Regions from separate parts of the Mus musculus genome. Here region 2 is linked to region 1. The links are chromatin loops, found by intact Hi-C in ENCODE. Cell type or tissue: heart. All regions are shown on one strand. Each heading gives the region's core, and the rest is flanking DNA. Links, peaks and the distances in the headings are about the cores only.

Region 1 (10,245 bases), core at 1,259-9,258:
ATGCATTGAAAGCTTGGTCTCTAGGTGACAAATCCAATCACTGTGGGATGATTACACCATGAGGGTTCTGACGTCATCAGTACATTAATTCATTATAGAGTTACACCAAGTAAGATTTTAGGAGGTGAGGCTGGTTGGAGGGAGTAGGTCCCAGAGTTCGTCCTCTGAAGAGTCTGTCTTATTCTTGGCCCCTTCCTATCTAACGCTCCACCCCGTTTGCAACAAAGTGAGCTCTGGTTTCTTCTGTGGCCAAATAAATCCTTCCTCAGCAAGCTGTCTATTGTAGGTATGTTGCGCAGTAAGGAAAAGGATGGCAAACACGGCTGTCCATTGTGATACCAAACAGTCTACACACACACACACACACACACACACACACACACACACAAAGAGTTTTGACAGTGGCCCAGACTGGTGGTACAGAAGAAAGTGGTGTGTGTCCAGATGATAGGTAGGGACAAAACACAATCTAGTAATAATCACTTCATTTGTCCCACATAGCGTTGCACTAAAGCATCCTTCCGCGCTGAGATCTTGTGTCTTTCCCATGGGAAGGGTGTTCTCTTCCCAGAGCCTGTGTCCTCATGGACACTTCCATTTCTTTAGTTGGCCAGACAGTTGTTCCATTTGAAACAAAGGGAACACAGGCTCTGGAGGGTAATACACCAGGAACCATGGGCAGATGGAGAACCTGGACAGTCTGCAAATGGACGACCCTTGATCATGTCATAAGTAGTTACACTCGAGGAGGGACACGGCTGGCACTGTGGTGTGAGCCATCCATTAGGGCTCTGTGAAGGCTGCAGGCAGAGCCTTTGTTCCCTTCTTGAAGCCTAGGGTTCTGAAGTCTGGTGGGGCCTGAGTCACCTTTGAAGTTCTAGTCATAAGAGGTTCATAGTGTCACTTCTGTTTCTTTAGTCAACTGGACAGTTGTTCAATTTGAAACAAAGGCAACACAGACGCTGCAGGGTTGCAAGGTTCTGGAAGGACACCCACAGACACCAAAATGGACTTTGTTTGTGCGAATACATATTGTTTTTCATACACTTTCCCCACCAGCCTCCCATTTATTTCTGTTGATCTACTTGTATTTGAGAGGGTTGCAAGTACCCCAGGCTGACCTTGACCTTAGTATGTATCTGAAGATGATCTTAAACTGTCTCCACCTCTTGATGTTGAAATTACTGGTGTGTATAAGACTACCACACTCAATGTATGAGACACTGGGAAACAAACCCCAGGCATTGTGGGTACTGGATAGGCACTCTAGCAACATTGTAATATGCCTAGCCCCTCCCAGTTATTCATTTTTATTTCTTTTGGTGCTGGGGATTGAACTCAAGGTCTATGTACAAGCTGCACAGGGGAGCTATGACCCCACCCTTTCCCACAGACTTTAAATCATTTCTAGGTGACTTGCAATTCCTAAAACAATGTGAGTAGTTGTTAAACTGTGTCTTTTGTACTATGACAAGATGGGACAGTACTGACAGTACATGGCAGGCCTGGCTGCTGCGTGGTGGATGTATATCAGCAATATTGTGATAACTTTTCCTAGCTCTGTGTGTGTGTGTGTGTGTGTCTGTGTGTGTCTGTGTGTGTCTGTGTGTGTCTGTGTGTGTCTGTGTGTGTCTGTGTGTGTGTGTGTTAGAGCCCAAGAACACAGAACCTGCAGATACAGAGGACCTAACTGGTTGGTTGTGAGAAATAAACCTTTTCTTGCTTTTAAGGAACCTGAGAAGCTGAGGAGAGGAGAGGGCAGCTGTTGCAACACATGGGCTTGAACAGGGTACCTCGAGCAGAGCTGAAAGAGAGGACTGACGAAGCAGTCTGGGAGGAGCTACAGATGGGGATGGCTGTTCCAGCAGAAAGCCTAGGATGAGTCCATGAAGGTGGTGTGGGATGTACAAGGGGGAGAGAGAGAGAAACGACCCAGTGAAATAGCCAGAGACCCGGGGAGAAGCCAGAGAGTCAGTTATCCTGGTGTGCCCAGGACTGACTTGGCTTCAGGGGCTTGGGTCGCTAGCTCCGTGCAAGCAAGTGCAAGGCCCTGGATATAATCCTCAGCAAGGCCAAAGCCGAGGGGAGGAGAAGGGTAAGAAGAAAAGGGGGAGCTGGGCGTGGTGGCACACGCCTTTAGTCCCAGCACTTGGGAGGCAGAGGCAGGCAGATTTCTGAGTTCGAGGCCAGCCTGGTCTACAGAATGAGTTCCAGGACAGCCAGGGCTACACAGAGAAACCCTGTCTCAAAAAACCAAAAAAAAAAAAAAAGAAAGAAAGAAAGAAAAGAGAAGAGAAGAGAAAAGAAAAGAAAAGAAAAGAAAAGAAAAGAAAAGAAAAGAAAAGAAAGGGAAAGAAAGGGAAAGGAAAGGAAAGGAAAGGAAAGAAAAGAAAAGAAAAGAAAAGGGGGAGGAAGGAGAGGGATGGAGGGTGATAGAAAGACGGAGCGAGCATAAGGAGGAGATGGAGGAAAGGGGGGAGGGGAAGATGAGGAAGAAGAGAGGAAGGGAAAGAGGAAAGAGGAAAGAAGAGAAGGCTGAAAACAAGGAGCATCTCCAGGAAGCCCCTCAGTCGCCATGAGTTGTTCTGGAGACTTGGATGGCCCACGAGAGCTGATGGTTTCTATAGAAACCCGTCTGAGCTGCCATGAGGTTGGGGAGAGAGCCGGAAAGTCAGTCAAGAGCCCGAACAGGAATCTGAGCCCTGCCAGGAAGTCAAGGCTTCGCCCTAGGTACTGAACAGTTGATCCGGGACTGTGAGATAGGAAAGCGATCTGAGGAGACTTGCATTTAGAGGGCTCTGGTGCCTGGGTAACTGGAAAGAGGGGATGTGCAAAGAACCGCCCATCACAGAGTCTCCAGAGAGGTGGAGCGAGACCGGGGAGCTAGAAGGATATAGACTCAAAGCGACAGCAGGACTTGGAGATACAGAGAAGGTTGGCGAGAGAGACTCTCGGGTGCCTGGCATCAGCACTTGGAAAACAATGGGGAAGTAATGAGGGTGGTTCAGAAAGGCCTTCCCACACCACCCTGCCCTGGAATGCAAACAAACCGTTCCTTCCCCTGCAGCTGCTGTTGGTTTGACGGTGATCTTGCTGGGTGTGCAAGTGTATTGGACGTCCCAGGGACAAGGGGAGGGGGTGAGAACTGCGGGGTAGTCAGGAGGCTCCTCTGGAGGGTGAGGAGGAGGAGAGAGAGAGAGAGGCTGTGTTAAACTGTAGGTTTCAGAAGCCCTTGCCTACTCTGGTTTGGTTTCCACAAGACCCTTAGTGGGGGGGGGGGGGGGAGAAAGGAAGGAGGGGCAGAGGGAGGACCTGGCACCTTTATCTTACCGTTGCGGAATTTAGGATGGAGTAGCAAGCCCAAGCAATGACTGTCTAACAGCAGGCCTGGGTCATGACTGAGAGTTTGACTCCAAAGAACACCTCTTCCCACCTCACAGTTGCTCCATAGCCACTCTTCCTGAGTGGACACGGCCTCCTCATTCAGTATTTGGCCTGGAAATCCTCCCATTTCTCCCCACAGCCTAGAGGGCAGAGAAGGTGGCAGGGAGTGGGAAGGATTAGATCTGGTGTTCCCATGGGCTTTCAGAGAGCGGCTGAAGACTGCTGTCAAGAACTGGAATTAGCTGGGCATAGTGGCATACACCTTTAGTCCCAGCATGAGATCTCTACCAGCCTGGCCTACATAGTGAATTCTAGGACAGTCAGAGTTACTTAGTGAGACCGTCTCAAAACAAACAAATAAATAAATAAATTTCGGATTATCAGATAATTTCTTCCTTTTCTTTTTTATATTTTAAATTTTTTCTTTTTTTCTTTTTTCTCTTTTCTAATTCTTTTGTTGTTGTTGGGTTTTGTGTTTTTTGGTTTTTTTTGGTTTGTTTTGTTTTTGTTTTTGTTTTTTTTTTGTTTTTCGAGACAGGGTTTCTCTGTATAGCACTGGCTGTCCTGGAACTCACTTTGTAGACCAGGCTGGCCTCGAACTCAGAAATTCGCCTGTCTCTGCCTCCCAAGTGTTGGGATTAAAGGTGTGCGCCACCACGCTATGCCCAGAATCTCTTAAAGAGACATAAAAAAAAAAAAAAAAGATGAAACTGGAGCCTTCAGATAAAGCCCAGTGTCGTCTCAAATGTTTAAACCACACACGTTTCCATTCCCACGTGAATTTTGATGTCTGTCCTTTCCAGTTTTGATTCTTCTGTTTGTGGTCTTCCTCCCATTTCTCTCTGTCCATCTTCAGTTGTAGTCATAAATCTCAACTACCCACCCTCTAGGATGGAATTCTTCACAGGATCCCAGATTCTCCACATGTTTCCATATTTCTTTTATTAAGCAGGCACATGACTGGTGTTTGACAGTAATGCTGTCATCAGAATGTTAAGAAATTCGCATTTCTCAGCTGGCTTCGTTAGTCCCGGGCTCCAGCAGAGAATGGACGCTAGAGGGCGCTACTTCCCCTCTTTTCTAAGTCTAGACAGCAGCTCCCGTCCTGATCTCCTGGGTCTTCCAAAGTTTGTCACTCATTTGCTTTGAGCACGGTTCACCAGCTTTTTCAGAGTTCTGGGTGTACGTGTACACCTTCGAGAAACGCTCATTAATTCACTTCAAGTCTTTTGTTTCACTTAAATTACTTTTTTAGTGCTAGGATTTTTTTTTAAAGTTTAATTAATTTATGTATATGAGTGCTCCATCTTCAATCACACCAGAAGAAGACATAGGATCCCATTACAGATGGTTGTGAGCCACCATATGGTTGCTGGGAATTGAACTCAAGACCTCTGGAAGAGCAGTCAGTGCTCTTAACCACTGAGCCATCTCTCCAGCCCAGCATTTATATTTTTAATAAGTCCAGCATGGTCTATATAAAGAGTTCCAGACCAGCAAGGGCTACATAGTAAGCCTGTATCCCAGCAAACGCAAACAACCCCCTGCCATCAGCAAACACGAACAGGGATTGAATAACTCTGAAGTCAGGGGGAGTGGAGGTAGGGATGAGTTGGTGAAGCCCTGGATACTTGGTTCTGGTGTTCATTTGGCATGTGTTTCCTGTAATTCGTTCCTGATGAGATTTCGATATGTTTCATTTCATCTTTAAAAAGAAACAAACAAAAAAGCAGGAATACTTTTCAAGAAGGAAACTGACCATATAATTGACATGAATTACAAAAATCACAACTGCTAACACATGCCCAGAAGGAAACCAAGCCTCATCTGCTATCACCAAATATTTACTATTGATGTGCTGTTGGCTCATCTGTGTTATAGTCCAAGAATGCTAGCAGATCCCAGGGTGGACGCTCACTACTGGGGGAAAAACAAGAAGGGGGAGGGTCATTTTCAAACCCAGCAAGTTTGATCCTCTAACTTTTCCTTTTTCTGGGAAATGAGGACACAATTTGTAATCATTTGATATGAGGACAGACCGCCTCGATCACAGATTAAGTCCGGGCATGGACCACGGGAAGTTAAGGTCCCCAAAGGATGAGCGAGAGCTTTTAAACAGATGACTCTGGTAACTGGATACAGGACAGGTTGATGGTGGGTGCTGAGAACACTAACTAGGAGATCACAGTGGTGAATAGCTGTAATCTGAGCTGGAAATGCAGTAATCAGACCTTGTATCTACACAACGTGTACACTTTCCTTTTATAGACCCTCCTACAAGCAATTATATGAGCTAGGCTGAATCCCTTTTTTAAAAGTTTAGAGGTTTAATTAGAAAAGTGGATATATACCCAGACACTATTGCACAATGCCAGAAAGATTTTGCTGAAGGGACCCTGTTATAGCTGTCTTGTATGAGGCTATGCCAATGCCTGGCAAATACAGAAGTAGATGCTCACAGTCTATAAGATAGAACACAGGGCCTCCAGTGGAGAAGCTAGAGAATGCACCCAAGGAGCTGAAGGGGTCTGCAACCCTATAGGTGGAACAACAATATGAACTAACCAGTACCCCCAGAGCTCGTGTCTCTAGCTGCATATGTAGCAGAAGATGGCCTAGTTGGCCATCACTGGGAAGAGAGGCCCCCTGGTGTTGCAAACTTTATATGCCCCAATACAGGGGAATGCCAGGGCCAAGAAGCGGGAATCAGTGAGTAGGGGAGCAGGGCGGAGGGAGGGTATAGGGAACTTTCGGGATAGCATTTGAAATGTATATAAAGAAAAAATCTAATAAATGAATAAATAAGAAAGAAAGAAAGAAAGAAAGAAAGAAAGAAAGAAAGAAAGAAAGAAAGAAAGAAAGAAAGAAAGAGAGAAAGAGAAAAAGAGAGAAAGAGAGAAAGAGAAGTGGGCTTTATGAGAGAGATTTTACAAAACCAGGATTCAAGGGCAGGAGTGAGTGGGGCCAGAGAAGCATGAAAGCCCACCCTTGGGTGTTTAAGCTTGGGTGACCGGGGCACTGTTCTTTACTGACATGAGCTAGAGGAAAAGCTGTTGAGGAAGAGAGTTTGTGATGGTGAAAAGTTTTTTTGAAGGATTTGTTTTAATTTTATGTGTATGAGTGTTTGGCATGTGCACCACATGGGTGCTGTGCCCACAAGGGCCAGAAGATGGCACCGGATCCTCTGAAACTGGATTTGCAAATGTTGGTGAGCTGTTGTGTGGGTGCTGGGAACCAAACACAGGTCCTATGCAAGGGCAGTCAGTGCACTTAACCACTGAGCCATCTCTCCAGCCCCTGAGCCTATTCAGCATTTTTGTTTGTTTGTTTGATTTGTGGTTTTGTTTTTGTTTTGTTTTGTTTTGTTTTGTTTTATTGCTGTTGTTTGCTTGCTTGTCCCTAAGCCTAGTCTGGCCTGATACATCCCTGAGGTGGCCCTCGAGCTCCTGTTCTTCCTGCCTCTGCTCCCCGGGTGCTGTGACTCTAGTCATACCTTTCAAGAGTTGCCTATGGTCTCAGTAAAGCTCTCTGTAGAGGTCACAGGTTGACTCTGTTATCATCTGTGTCAATCTCGAGCAGTTCCTCCAGTTACCTCTGTGTTCACAGCCTTGATTTCTTGGTTTTGCAGGCTATCTTCAGTTCGGAGTTGTTCAGTATTTCTTTGTGGTTAGACCCAGGCTTCCTTCTTTGAGACTGAAGTGTCACAGTGTTTACACCACCATTTCTTACTGTGTCCTCCCAGGCAACACACAGAGTCCACTCATCTCAAGACCTGTGGTTTCCATGATTTGACTAAGATTGTGTCTGTCAGGTTTCTCCAGGGTAAAGTCACCCCCTGTCCCCACCCACCCACCCACCCACCAACCCACACAAACGAACAAGTAACTACTGAAATAATTTGAAAGGTGGTAGAGAGACTGGCCTTACTGGTACCTGTATATTTACAAAGCATCTTATAATTAAAAGAGCTCCGGGCTCTGTCTACTTTTTTGCTCAAAGAAGAAAGGAAAGGAAGGAGGAAGAGGGTGGAGAAAGGGGGAAGAGGAGGGAAGGCAGACATTTGAGGGATACATAGCTCAGTTCTAGCACATTGGCTTAATATATGTACAGCCATGGGATCCTAGCACTTGAGGCCATGCCTGAGGGCCTGCGTTCAACCCATTTTGTAGAAGAAAGTCAAGTCCCACAGCAGACCTCCACAGCAGGTGTTCAGGTTTGATGGCAAGAAGCCTTTTCCACTGAGGCAGCCCCTTTCTGTGGGCACAGGGGTACGCTGATGGACACACACACACACCTCTGCGGCCAGGAAAAGGGTTTTTATGAATCAGGGCAGAGTGAGCCTTGTCAATGCTTCAGGGACAGGTGAAGAAAGGACCTTTGACTCCAGAAATGAGGCACAATAGAGAGAACATTTGTCCCTCATACCCTGCTTTCACTAATACCCACTTGAAGGTGGAAAACATACTGGCAAGGCTGACTTGCTGGCTCAGAGACAGGTGGCAGCGCCCCAGCCTTGGAGGATTCTGGGATTGGGTCCATGTTGTGCGGTCTCCTGCAAAGAACTCAGGTTCTGAGCAAGAGGCCCTTGCCTTGCATTTTGCACAGAGGACCCTACAAGTTGCCCAGTCGGCCCAGGGTGAAGGCATAGTGTGGACTACTCTTGGTCTGGGAATGTTTCTTACTGGCGCTGAGAGGATAGCTCAGTGGGATGGCGCTGAATGTTCTAGCAAGAGCCGGTGATAGAAGTGAAGGATGGGTTCAAGGCCTTCAGAAGGAAGGTTTGGCCTTGGGCTGAAAACAGAGTGAAGATAGAAACTGGCCAGGCAAGGGGGGTGGGGTGAGGGGTGGGGCAGCCCAGGAAAAGCAAAGCACGGAAGGAAACCTGGCGTGGTGCCCAGCCCCAAGGCCGCCTTGGGCGATTGGGTTCTGGTGGCCTGGGTGTCCCTGGCGGTCCGCACAGTCGCCCGCCTGTGGGCACAGGGAGGCGCCACAGTCGTGGCAAGGCCGCCTCTGAGGCCCTGTGTTGGCCCGATGTCCCCCGGCAGGGCGGGCCCGGAGCAGCGTAGGGGCCTCCGTGGACCCGGGCACGTCCGCGCTGCGCGCCCGCCTCCGGCGCGCTAAGGCTAGCCTGGCAGGGAGGGGCCTCCAGGAGGCTCCGTTTGAGGTGATCATGATGGGGCGATCGTGTTGCAAGCTTGGCCGAAGCTTGAGGTGGGGGAGTAGGGGTTGGGGGGGGGGGTGCGAAGCCTGCCTCACATTGGCTGCAGCTCAATGCAGGACCTCACACTGCTGGCCTCGCGCTGCCGGGGGTCATCGACCCCAGCCAGTGGAAGTAGGAGAATCTTTGGTCCACTGTGTGCAGAGGAACGCTAGAGACTCGCGTGACCCCGCCTGCCTCCCCTGAATCCCACCACTTCTTCAACTGCAGCCCCAAAGGGTCTGTGTGCCTAAAGGTCTTAAGCAATTTAAGATGGGCCCTGGAAAAAAATTCTCCTGATTCAGTGAACTGGAAAGGAAGCAGGTTTGGGAACACTTTCAACCTTGACCACCACCTTAGAAAGTAATAGATAGCAGGGCGTGGTGGCGCACGCCTTTAAACCCAGCACTCGGGAGGCAGAGGCAGGTGGGCGGATTTCTGAGTTCGAGGCCAGCCTGGTCTACGAAGTGAGTTTCAGGACAGCCAGGGCTATACAGAGAAATCCTGTCTCGAAAAGCCAAAAAAAAAAAAAAAAAAAAGTAATGGCTTACCAGTATAAACTGGCAAACACGAAAATGTGTAAATAATTAGATTCCTCCCTAAATAAAGCACTCAGAATCCTACAGCCCCAAATCAAATTCTTCATATACTGGAATGTTTCATGTTTTGACATGTCTTGTTTTCTTTACAAGCCTGATAATTCTGCATAAATCATTTACTATCTTGCTTTTAAACTATTTTTGATTAATTTGTCAATGGAGGGGTGGCTTGTGCGGAGGTGATAGGTAACTTTCAGGAGTTGATCCCCTTTTAGCCAAGACTCAGCTTGATCAGGCTTGGGGGCAAGCACCTCTTCTAGCTGAGACATCTGGAGACCCTCCTCTCCCCTGACTTTGGAGTAATTCTCCTGCCTCAATTTTCTAAGTACTGGGCTCACAAGCACCAGCCAGTTCACACCTAGCTTTGCTTTTTTGTGCTTACCGCTCTCACATCTTCCATTTCTTTAAACACATCCTAAAATATGGGTAATGGTTCTATGCTAACATTGTGCAGAAAGACTCAGTGGATTTACTGTCCCTTGACTGCTTAGCTGTGTTGCTGTGGATACCAGGCTTTTTGTAGGTCCCAAACATTTCCTTCTTTGCCTCATTAAAAAAAAAGAAAGAAACAAAAAAGGAAAAACAAAAACAAACAAAAAAAAACATTTAAACTCCTGTGGTCTGACTACGGTGACCTTTGACCAGTTCTTATTTTTCAGTTTTCCAGACATTGTCTATTCTCCTTAAGCGTCAGAATTGTATCACTAAATCAGTACTTTGAAGAGCCCAAGAGGGAGACAGTATACAGTGTTTCCCCAGGGCCCCCAAGTGTAGGCCTTGATTCCAGTTAGACTCCCTCCCAGGTTCCCAGTAGACTCAGCAAGCTGGGCTAATAGTTTCAGCAGCTCCCATGGGGTCAGGCTCAAAACGAAGTCAAAGACAACATGTTGAATAATCATAATAATTATCTTATTAAGAGTCCCTTGGAGCCAGGTGTCCCTTTGTGGCACAGCCTGAAGTCCCAGTACTCAGCTGGCAGGATCAAACTCCTGAGTTTGAGATCAGCCTGGACTATGTAGAGCTTCAGGGCTATGAGAGAACTTGTCTCAAAAAAATAGGATCAGG
Region 2 (9,890 bases), core at 1,128-9,127, 63 kb before region 1:
ACGAGAAGGCCACAGTCACTTTCTCTTCTATTAATGGACCCTTACTAGCCTTTTAAGAGATGAGAGGCACATTATCACTAGACAAAAGGAAAAAAAAACAGGAAAGATGAAAGAGAATTCTAGACTTTATTTAAAAATATGCCTATTTTGCTAACAGTTTCAAAGCATTTGGGGGCAGACAGATCAACACTACCCACTGTTTTACTAAGTCTAGGGAAGAGCTGCAACCGGGTTATAGTTTATCTCGGTTTTATCCTTCCAAATATTTACACTCCTTTCCCTGGCTCCTTAACCCTGAATCTTTTTACCTTTATGCTGTGGTTCAAGAAAATGTGTTGTTTCGGGGGTGGAGGGGGGACGACGACGACGACACTGATTTGTTTAAAGGTAGAGAGAGAATGTAAGGTCTTATCGCCTCCTTTCTTTTTGAGAAAGTGGTCCACTACACAGCCTATTCTGGCCTGTAACTTTCGGAGATTCTCTTGCTTTAGTTTCCGATTACTCAAATTACAGGCATGAGCCATTATCATGCACAACTTGAGTACCCGCTTCTTAATACACAACTAGATTTATCTAGTCCTCTTCTAGCCCATTATGCCCAGTAGACCACCGAGGACCAAAGCAGGCTGAGAAGGGAGGTGGCATCCTTAAGCCCAGCTGGTCTTTGTTTCCCTGCTCTCATGTACTGGTTTTGCAAAGCAACCCAATTCCCATCAACAAACATTCTGGATGTACTGAAGGACTTTCCCACCGTGAGATTTAAGCTGGTGCGTCTGTTCGGCAGTCTGAGAAATTCAGAAGGGAGCTAAAAATTGTGATTCTATCATTGGGCGAAAACCCAGACCTCTCGAGACGTTTTTCAACTTTAAGTCTCTTCTGCCTAATTAATGGCATGTGCTTTTGTTCTTTTTCTACCCACAAGAGGGAAAGAATAGGAAAAGGGAGGAGAAAAGAAAAATGAAAAAGCCCTCTCCTCTTCCCTTGAGGAAGTCCCTACCTCCAAGAGTCCCAAGATGCGAAAAGCCTATGGGATGTTTACAACCTTAACGTTACCCGCATCTCAGTGCCTTTATTCCAGAGGCTAGGAATTCACGCCGCATCCCAGGGCAAATCTGCCGACCCCGAGTCCCCACCGCGGGGGTACCTGGGGAGCGCGCGGCGCTGGGAGCCTCCGACTTTGCAAACTGATGGGCAGCAAGGGACAACTTTTGGGCGCTGGGTGTCAGGGGTCGGCCGGGGGCTGCAGGGAAGCAGCGGCGCCGGAGCTCGGCGCATCGTCCTCCCGCCCACGCCCCCGCGGCGCCGAGCGCAGAAACCGGCTGGGCCCGGCCTCGCTCCCCGCAGGCGACCGGCGCGGGGACCCGCCGCGTCCACACTCGCACAGGTTGCCCGGCGCGGGCGGGACGTACCGGCCCCGCCGCTTTCCCAGGGCATCCTCGCTTAGAGCGGCCGCGGCCCCGAACTCCGCGCCGCCCACTCCGACCCGGCTCCGGCCGGGCCGCTCGCCAGCCGCAGCTCCGCGCCCGCCTCGGCAGCGCCGGCCTCGGGCTTTTGTTCGGCCGCGACGCGAGCAGCGAGCGCCGCCTGACGAGGGGCGGCTGGGCTGGGGCAGGCGCCTCGGCGCTCTCCACACGCAACGCTCCTCTCCCGCCCTCCCGGCCCCGGAGGAAACGTCGGCCGCACGACTCACCTCACCGCCGGCCTCCGGGCTCTCCCGGGCAGCGCCGCTGGCCCCGCAGGCAGCCGCGCGTCCCTCAGGTTCCCCGAGCGGCCGAGGACCGCAGGCGCGCCGAGCCTTCGCGAGCGTCGAGGCGCGCGGCCCGGGGAGGGAGGTGCGCGCGCACGTGCCGCGCATGCGCGCTACGGTCAGCCTCCTATCCAGCTCCTGGCTGTGCAGCGCTGACCGGCTTCGTTGTTCTCAGCCTGGCGTCCTAGGTGATAGTGACGTCTTGAGCGCCGCGCGTCGGTTTGGTGGTTCCCAGCGCTGGAGGCATTCATCCAACATGTGCCCAGTCCTTCTTGCAAAGTCCGCCTGAGCCAAGTTCTCAGTGCGGGTCCAGTGCGGAAGCCAGTGTGCCAACCTCGGACCTCGGGGACTCACGGTGAAGGGTAGTGCCGCGCACAGGTAGCAAGGGACACCCGGTCTGTTGCAACGCTGCACTCTGACCGGCGAAGCAGGTGCACACTTCGCGTCCTCTCCACCGAGACCTTACTATAAACAGACGGAGCTTGTGCTCGCTGGTGACATGCCTCATCTTCCGCTTAGAGGGCTCCCCACTCCCTTTGCTATATGCACGGCTTGAGGAGCTGAAAGATTTCTTTAGAGGTCATCTAAACACAATTTTATTTTTTCCCAACAGGGAGAAGAACTCTCAGAAAGGTTGGATGTCTTACTTAGTCACACAGCATTTTAATGGAAGAGCCTGTATTCAATTAATCGTGATTGCGTTTCTCTTTGTTACAGGGTTTTACCTATCTTTCTTTTTGTCCATCTTCAACTTAGAGTCCATGGCTTCATTTGGTTCTCTTGGTAGCTCACAGGACATACAGCAACGTTGGCCCTGTTGCAAGTGATTGTACTTGACACTACTGACCCTTATGTTTATAAATGGCTACGGTGAGAACATATGGGCTGAAGATACAGTTCTGTTGGTAAAACATTTGCTATACAAGCGGAAGAACCTGAGTTACATCCCCAGAACCCACAAAACAACAACAACAACAAAATAACAACAACAAAATCAGTCCTAATAGCAGGCACTTGTGGTCCCAGTGCTGGGGAGGTGGAGCCAGGGTGGGTCCTGGGGCTAGCTAGTCACTCAGCCTAGCCCATTTGGTGAATCCCCAGGCCAGTGAAAGATTTGTCTCAAAAAACTAGGTGGAGAGCAACTGACTAACACACCTGTAGTTGACCTCTGGCCCATAGGTGTACAGAGAGACAGATAACAAGAGACAGAGTCAGATATAATTTTTAAAAGGTTCTCAGGTAATTTAGTGAATGCTGAAAAGTCTTGTGCTCAGGTCAGTCTCACATCAGAATTGACAGAATTTGATAGGCCAGCGTGATAAACAAAATCTGAAATAGCAATTTCCACTTTCCTTATTGGCACTTGTGCAGCAACATTTTCAGGACAATAATGTTGATTCTTAGGGCCATTCCAGGCAAATCAGCATGCCCCAGGGACCCAGTGGTGTCTCTTGATGAGAGTAAATGAAGAGGCAGGTGGTATATGGGGGTGGAGGAGAAACTTTGTCATAGCTTTATGTAGTGCTAGATCCCCATTACTAAGGCACTGGAAATGTGCTTGCAGGAGCCTTCTTACTCAGTGTACACAGTACGCTATAAAAACAGACACAGGCCACGCCACTGCTCACATCAGCAGATGGGGATGACACAGACACAATTACAAATATATCAACATCGTCAGGTCCCATAAATAAATACAATACTTAGCAGAAAAGGAAACTGCTATATATAAGTGGTAGTACATCTTTAAAAACTGTCAAGAATAAATCACTTGTAAGAGTGAACATATATGCCGGGCAGTGGTGGTGCATGCCTTTAATCCTAGCACTTGGGAGGCAGAGGCAGGTGGATTTCTGAGTTCAAGGCCAGCCTGGTCTACAGAGTGAGTTCCAGGACAGCCAGGGCTACACAGAGAAACCCTGTCTCGAAAAACAAAAACAAACAAACAAACAAAACAAAGAGTGAACATATATATAATGAAACTGTCCAAAAAGGAACAAGAAGGCGGTGCACAAATTGTTTTCTAGACATAGCAAGGACAATGGGATCTGTGTGCGGAAAGGGCTACTACATGCATGTCTGGTAAACACACAGAGAGGGAGAGAGAGGGAAGGAGAGAGAGAGGGAGAGAGAGAAAGAGAGAGAAGAGCACGCATATTGGTGGAAACATCTTTGTGGAGATACAAGTGTTTGTTATAAAATCTCTAAGCTTTTCTTTATGTGTGATATGTTCCACACAGAAGTAATGTCAAAGTATCACAAGACACTGGGCTATGTGTGCATGTTCCTTAGGAACACAGTGGGAATGGGGTGACTCACAAGGAACACAGTGGGAACGGGGTGACTCATTCCCCTTTAGGGGAGCAGTCAGTTGGAGGAACTGTGGGACATGAGGAGACCCAGAAGGTACTGTTAAGAGCAGAGAAGAGGGGATCCTCTATGAGGAATGGAAACATTCAAATCCCATGGGGATAACTCCAGATGCTTTCTAGGTCCCATCTCCCTTTCCTTCCATGTTGTAACCACTAATAGAAAGTCTTTAACAAGGGGGAACTTCACAGAGAGACTCAGCCACCTAGGCATTGTTAAAACTGGTGCCTTTCTGGATGAACCCGTTTTTTGAAACCATAAATGTTAACTGGTAATGCATGGTAATTTAGTATGACATCTTTACCTGCCTCCCCCAGGCCACCCCCTCACATCCCCAAAGGCTTTGTCTATTCATTTACATACAAGCTGGTCATTTGGAAAAACCACTAAGTTGGAATCCAGACAACCTAGGTTCTCGTTTCAGCTTTGCCACTTACTGATCCACTGTTAACTTAGGGAAAGCGCCAACCTCCACGAGATGCACTGTCCCCTTTTCATTTAAATGGTAGATATGCAAATTCTGCCTATTTAAAAAAAATAAATAAATGAAAGGGAAGGCTGGCAAAATGGCTCGTAGGTAAAGGCATTTGGTGGCAAGCCTTATTACATGAGTTCAAGCCCTGGACTTACGTGATGCAGAGACTCGGCTCCTGAAAGTTGTTTTCTGACCTCTACACATGGCAGACACAGGCTAACACTCAGACATAGATACACACATGTAAATAAACCTAAATTTAAAACTATACTATTTTTAAAAATGATGAAACACGTAGGATCTGTAGGACTGCTTAAGTTGGAGGTGTCCGTTGTTTTAGTACGCAAAGGTAGTTTGGGAAGTTGTATTCTTTTTAGGTACTGGGGTTAAGTTTTGGTTTGCTGCTGCTTATCAAAATTGTTTTGCACTGTTTACACAGGCATGGGATTTCCAACTTCTCGGAATTCTTCAGGACTTGTTATCACAGCTACTAGATCCGTTGGTTATTTGCACATTACACTGTTGAGTTTCTCTCATTAGATTTCTCTTATGTTTTAGACAGGGTTTTGGAGTTCTGGCTAGTCTCCAACTCCCTTTGTAGCCAAAACTTTCCTAGGAACCCTGACCCTCTTGCTTCCACCTCCGTAGTGCTAGGATTGCAGGATTGAGCTACCATTCCCGCCTTCAGATTTCTTCCTTCCTTCCTTCTTTCTTTCTTTCTTTCTTTCTTTCTTTCTTTCTTTCTTTCTTTCTTTCTTCCTTCCTTCCTTCCTTTCCTTCCTTCCTTCCTTCCTTCCTTCCTTCCTTCCTTCCTTCCTTCCTTCTCTCTTTCTCTCTTTCTTTTTTCTTTCTTCTTTTTTTTTAATCCTTGAATTCTGTGGTTCTCACTACAAGTTGGGTGCTCAATACATTTAGCTAATTAAATGTGACTGGATCTTAAAACCTAAATACAGTTATTCTTATAAGGGCGTGCCATCTGCTGGTTCCCTGGCGTATCTGTCACTTGGCTTGGGGCAGTTCCCCCACGACCTCCCCTCCCCTCTGCAGGTGCTTTTTTTCCCATCTGACCCGTAGCCAATTGTTATTTCCTCCGTCTGGGCAGTCTTAAAACCTGGCATAATGGAGTTTGCGTTTCGGAGCTCCCGAGTGACCAGAGCAACACAACTGAGCATGCTCGGTCTGTTTTGGAACACAAACGCAGCAAGTCTTGAAGGGAGGTTTTTCAAGGCTGCTGGTTTCAGGATTGGATACAGCTTCCTCCAAGAATTTTATCAAGATGTTACAGCTCCTCCCACTCACCCGACTGCCACACTTTCTCCTTTTATCTCTGTGCCCAATTTTGGAGCCAGCCTTCCTTGGATACCCTGGCCAATCAAGAGTCCACACATTGTTGCCTAAGAGACCCCGGATGCCAGCGACAGGATTTATAGATGGCGATTGGCCTGCTGGAAGCAGTAAGGTGGGGGCTGAAAGGAGTCAAAGAAAGCTGCCCTAGTGCAACGATAGCAACCCCAGAACCAGAGGCTTGAAGAAGGAAGCCAGCTGCTGAGGTGAGCAGTGGGTAGAGCAGGAAAAACACGGAGATTCTGAGAGAGCTCCCCAGCTTCCCAAAAGCTTGCTGGGGCTCCTGGGGATTAAAGTGCGCTGCGGTTTCAATGGCTGCTTCACACCTCTGCAATTAACAACCAACAATTACAGTGCAGGTCAAGCAGTAGCTTTGAGAACCATGCATTACAGTGCTTATTTCGGTTTTAACTATTTGAATATAGGGTGAATTCCTATTTAAACCTACCCGCCCTCTATTTCTGATACTGTGCGAGATCCCCTTTGTCTGGTGATTTTACAGTGTACTGTGGGAGAATTGTGTGTTAGCAGAGAAACTCAATCCTAGTCTTCGTTGTAACCTCCGAATAAAACTCTTGACAACCTTGAGTATTTCCTCTGTGCCAGGGTCAGCATATTCTGAGTTTCAGTGTGCAGTCCCACAAGGTTTAATTCTCAAACTCCCCCTCCCCATGCTCTTCCAGGACATTTTCCCCCTTCCATTGAATAACATTTATTGAGCATCTACTATGTACGGCTGTGATACTGTGACTGGAGTTTAAATGAGCAGTGACAGAATACACGAGCCCCAAAGCATCAGGGCCTCATGCCACTGTCCTTACAGTGGTCAGGCTGTCAGTGGATTTGGACAGAGTACAGGAAAAGGGGGCACTAGGTTGAAATAGTTACATTGAGTTGACCCAGACTTCGAGTTGAGGAATTGGAATTCCAGTCATTAGTGAGATGAGACGGTTTGGCAGCACAGACCCTGCAAGAGGCAGGTGGATCTTTGTTACTTTAAAGCCAACCTGGTCTACATAGCAAGTTCCAGGCCGACCAGGGGTATGAGGCAGACTCTATCTCAAAACAAAAACAAAATCGAGACAGAACAAAACGAAACTTAGGGCTTGGAGTATCGAATACTTGGTAGAATGCTTGTCCAGCATGCATGAAGCCAGAACCCAACTCTGCATAAATCAGGCGTGTGGCGAACACTGCAATCTAGAACTTGAGAGATGCAGGCAAAAGGATCCGAAGTTTAAGGTCATCCATGACTTCAGGAGCAGGTTTGAGGCCTGCCTGGGATAGATCCTTAGGAAAATTATTGTGTAATGGGGATGGTGTGGACAATGGCTCAGAAGATTTAGGTCAGACCGGAAGCATGTGACAACTGGGACCTCTGCTTGGGTGTTGGGCTTTAGCTTGGAGCCATATGTAGGGGGTGAGAACCCTGGGCCTTCTTTCTACAGTTTTATCCCAAGTTACATGAAACACAATGACAGGCAGCCATTAAAAGGAAAGGGAGTCATAAGTACCTGCAACTTGTACCTGTGGACAAGGATGAGACAATCTTTGCTGTCTTGGTAGACAGGATGCAATTATTTATTGTATGTGTTATGTGAAAACTTCTGTGTTTTGAATAGTAGCCAGTAGTTTATTTGTGAACTTGTGTATGCATACAAACTATGTACACTGTTCATCTTCTGGGATTGAGGGAGGAGGGAAGAATCAGAAAAGGAGAATTACAAAAGATAGATAAGACGTCCCCACTGGCATGCCCTCTCCATGACTGTCACCAAGAGTAGTGCCTCCTGGCTAACCCCACCTCCTGGAAACTACCGCTGCTGCTTTGAAGAAAGCCTAATCTAAAGTGGTTTTCAGTCCCAAGGAACCAGGAGGAAGAAAACAGCCTGGGCAGACCCTTAGGGTATCTTTGAGAAAAGCTACTTTAGCTTCATTCAGAAATGGTACCTAGAATACATCAAATGGCTTTCCACACATGCAAGGGAGCTTCTCAGATTAATACAGAGATTTTTTTTTAACCTGGGGGAAGCAGAATTTTAGCTTCATGTGTATTTTCCTAGGAAGAGATGCATAGATTTTTATCCCGGCAGCTTTATGATTTTTAAAGCAGCTACTGTCTTAAAGGAAGAAGAAGGGGGGCGGGGCTGGACACAGTGACAAACTCCAGTAATAACAGCACTGAGAAGATTGAGGTGGTGAGATCTTGAGTTTGAGGGCATCCTGGACTACAGTAAGTCCCTGTCTCAAGATAAAAAACAACAAGCAGTATACAATTTTACCTGAACAGATATGAACTAGGTGGCGTTGCTTTGTATCTGTGGTCTTCCTGCTCACCTGTGTGTGTCTGGCTGCTAGTTAGCCATGCTGCAATAAAAGTATTCCCTGTGCCTTTTGTAACCTACCTAAAAAATGTAGTAACTTAGACATTAGGAGCTGAGAAAGGCCCAAAGGCTAATCTGAGCCCCTTCATACCAGGGCTTCAGTGGCAGAACCATGGGAAGGTGTTGACTATTGAACACTTCTCAACATTGTTCATTTATAGAGTCATCTCAGCCATAGTTCTACTTGTGTGTGCAAACCCATCTTTTAGGGGGGAAGTAGAAACACTGAGGGCAGGCACTCACACTACTGTCCATTGTAAAATATTCCATCATGGTCCCCTAAAGTACAGGTTTTGGGAGTTCTATATCTGACAAGTTCTAAGAAAGATTGAAGGAGATTACTCAGGCCACCTTGGCAAGACTTTTCCTCTCTTTATCTTTTAAGCATCATTTTGGAGATACACATACCTAGGATTTTTTTTTTAAACTGCACAAAGTGGGGATCGAGAGATGGCTCAGAAGTTGGGGTGCTTGTTGTTCTTGTAGAGGACCCAGGTTCAATTCCCAGCAGCCACACCATGGTTCAAACCATCTATAGCTCCAGTTCCAGAAGACCTGATGTCCCATTCTGAACTCATCAGGCACTAACCATGCATGTGGTGCACATACATATATACAGACAAGACGTGCACACACAAAAATAAATAAGTTTAAGAAAAAATTTTTTAAAGAAATAGAAGAACTGGTATTAAAAAAAAAACTTCACAAGGTTAAAAAAAAATGTTGCAAAACTAGACACAGCATCTAGCTAACAGATGCAGAAGAGGAAAGGGTGTGTAGCTTCTGGGGGTCAGAGGAGTGGGGGTAGCATTGTAGTCTGCTCAGGTGACTAATGCAGAAAAGAGTAAGCCACGGTCAGTCCATCTGTAACGTGATCCAATCACCCAGCAGCTGTTGTCATGAGAGGGCCACTGATGGCCCCTAAAGGAAGACAGAAAGCAGCAACTGGACACCTGGAAAATGAGCCAACCAACCCACACCAGTGGGGAAAAGGAATTCTTTATGGAAATTAAGCTACGTTGATTAAAAGTAGGCAGAGTGTATACCAGATCATCAAAACCGGCAGAATTCTTCCCAATAAACTCGTCTGTCCATCTCCAAAGCCGTGGCCTTGACCACTACATGTTTGCCCCTTTAGTATGTCTTAGGCTAGAACTCTTTTACACTAAGATCAGAGGAGGGGTGTTAATGACCCAAGGACAAAAAGTAGACGTTTGTTTTGAGACAGGATCTTACTGTGTAGCCAAGGCTGGCCTTGAAATCTCTATGGAGACCAATATGGCCTTAAATTCAAAGAGGCTCACCTACCTCTGCCTCCCATATGTTGGGGTGAAGGGTGTTATGTTGCACTGTGACCCTCAATTTGAAACGCTTCTCTTTCTGGCCAGTAAACTATGTTATGAGCTAAGGATGCCTCTGAGCTAGCCCCACCCCCATGACCCAGTGGTTCCATTTCTCTTCCACTCACGATGATCTTGGACAGGGTGTGTGTGTATAACCTCAGTGAGCCTCACTTTTTCCAGTGGTCTAAGGAACTGAACCACAACCTTGCCACCAGCTCATTGTACAC

Evidence for each region. Peaks named below come from ENCODE experiments on the same cell type or tissue, not always from the same donor. Only the 100,000 strongest peaks of a DNase experiment are listed, where the experiment ranks them.
Region 2: it touches region 1 in a loop (2.6-fold over the local background); 2 of 42 quality-filtered maps call a loop at or near these places.

What each region holds. Positions count from the first base shown.
Region 1 is chr14:65,323,702-65,333,946 of GRCm38, forward strand. Fbxo16 (F-box protein 16) reads left to right here. Exons shown (of 8, transcript NM_015795.2): 8 at 1-272. Among named protein-coding and RNA genes, the nearest start is that of Gm41178, 30 kb to the left of the region's middle. In heart, for the core only: CTCF peaks have their summits at 4,425 (motif pointing right), 6,541 (motif pointing right) and 8,347; DNase peaks (open chromatin) are centred at 4,460 and 8,380; H3K4me3 peaks cover 1,966 bases; H3K27ac peaks cover 2,335 bases.
Region 2 is chr14:65,260,642-65,270,531 of GRCm38, forward strand. Fzd3 (frizzled class receptor 3) reads right to left here and starts at 1,822. Exons shown (of 7, transcript NM_021458.2): 1 at 1,691-1,822. Fbxo16 (F-box protein 16) reads left to right here and starts at 5,977. Exons shown (of 8, transcript NM_015795.2): 1 at 5,977-6,142. In heart, for the core only: CTCF peaks have their summits at 1,638 and 5,581 (motif pointing left); DNase peaks (open chromatin) are centred at 1,300, 1,860 and 5,880; H3K4me3 peaks cover 3,102 bases; H3K27ac peaks cover 2,597 bases.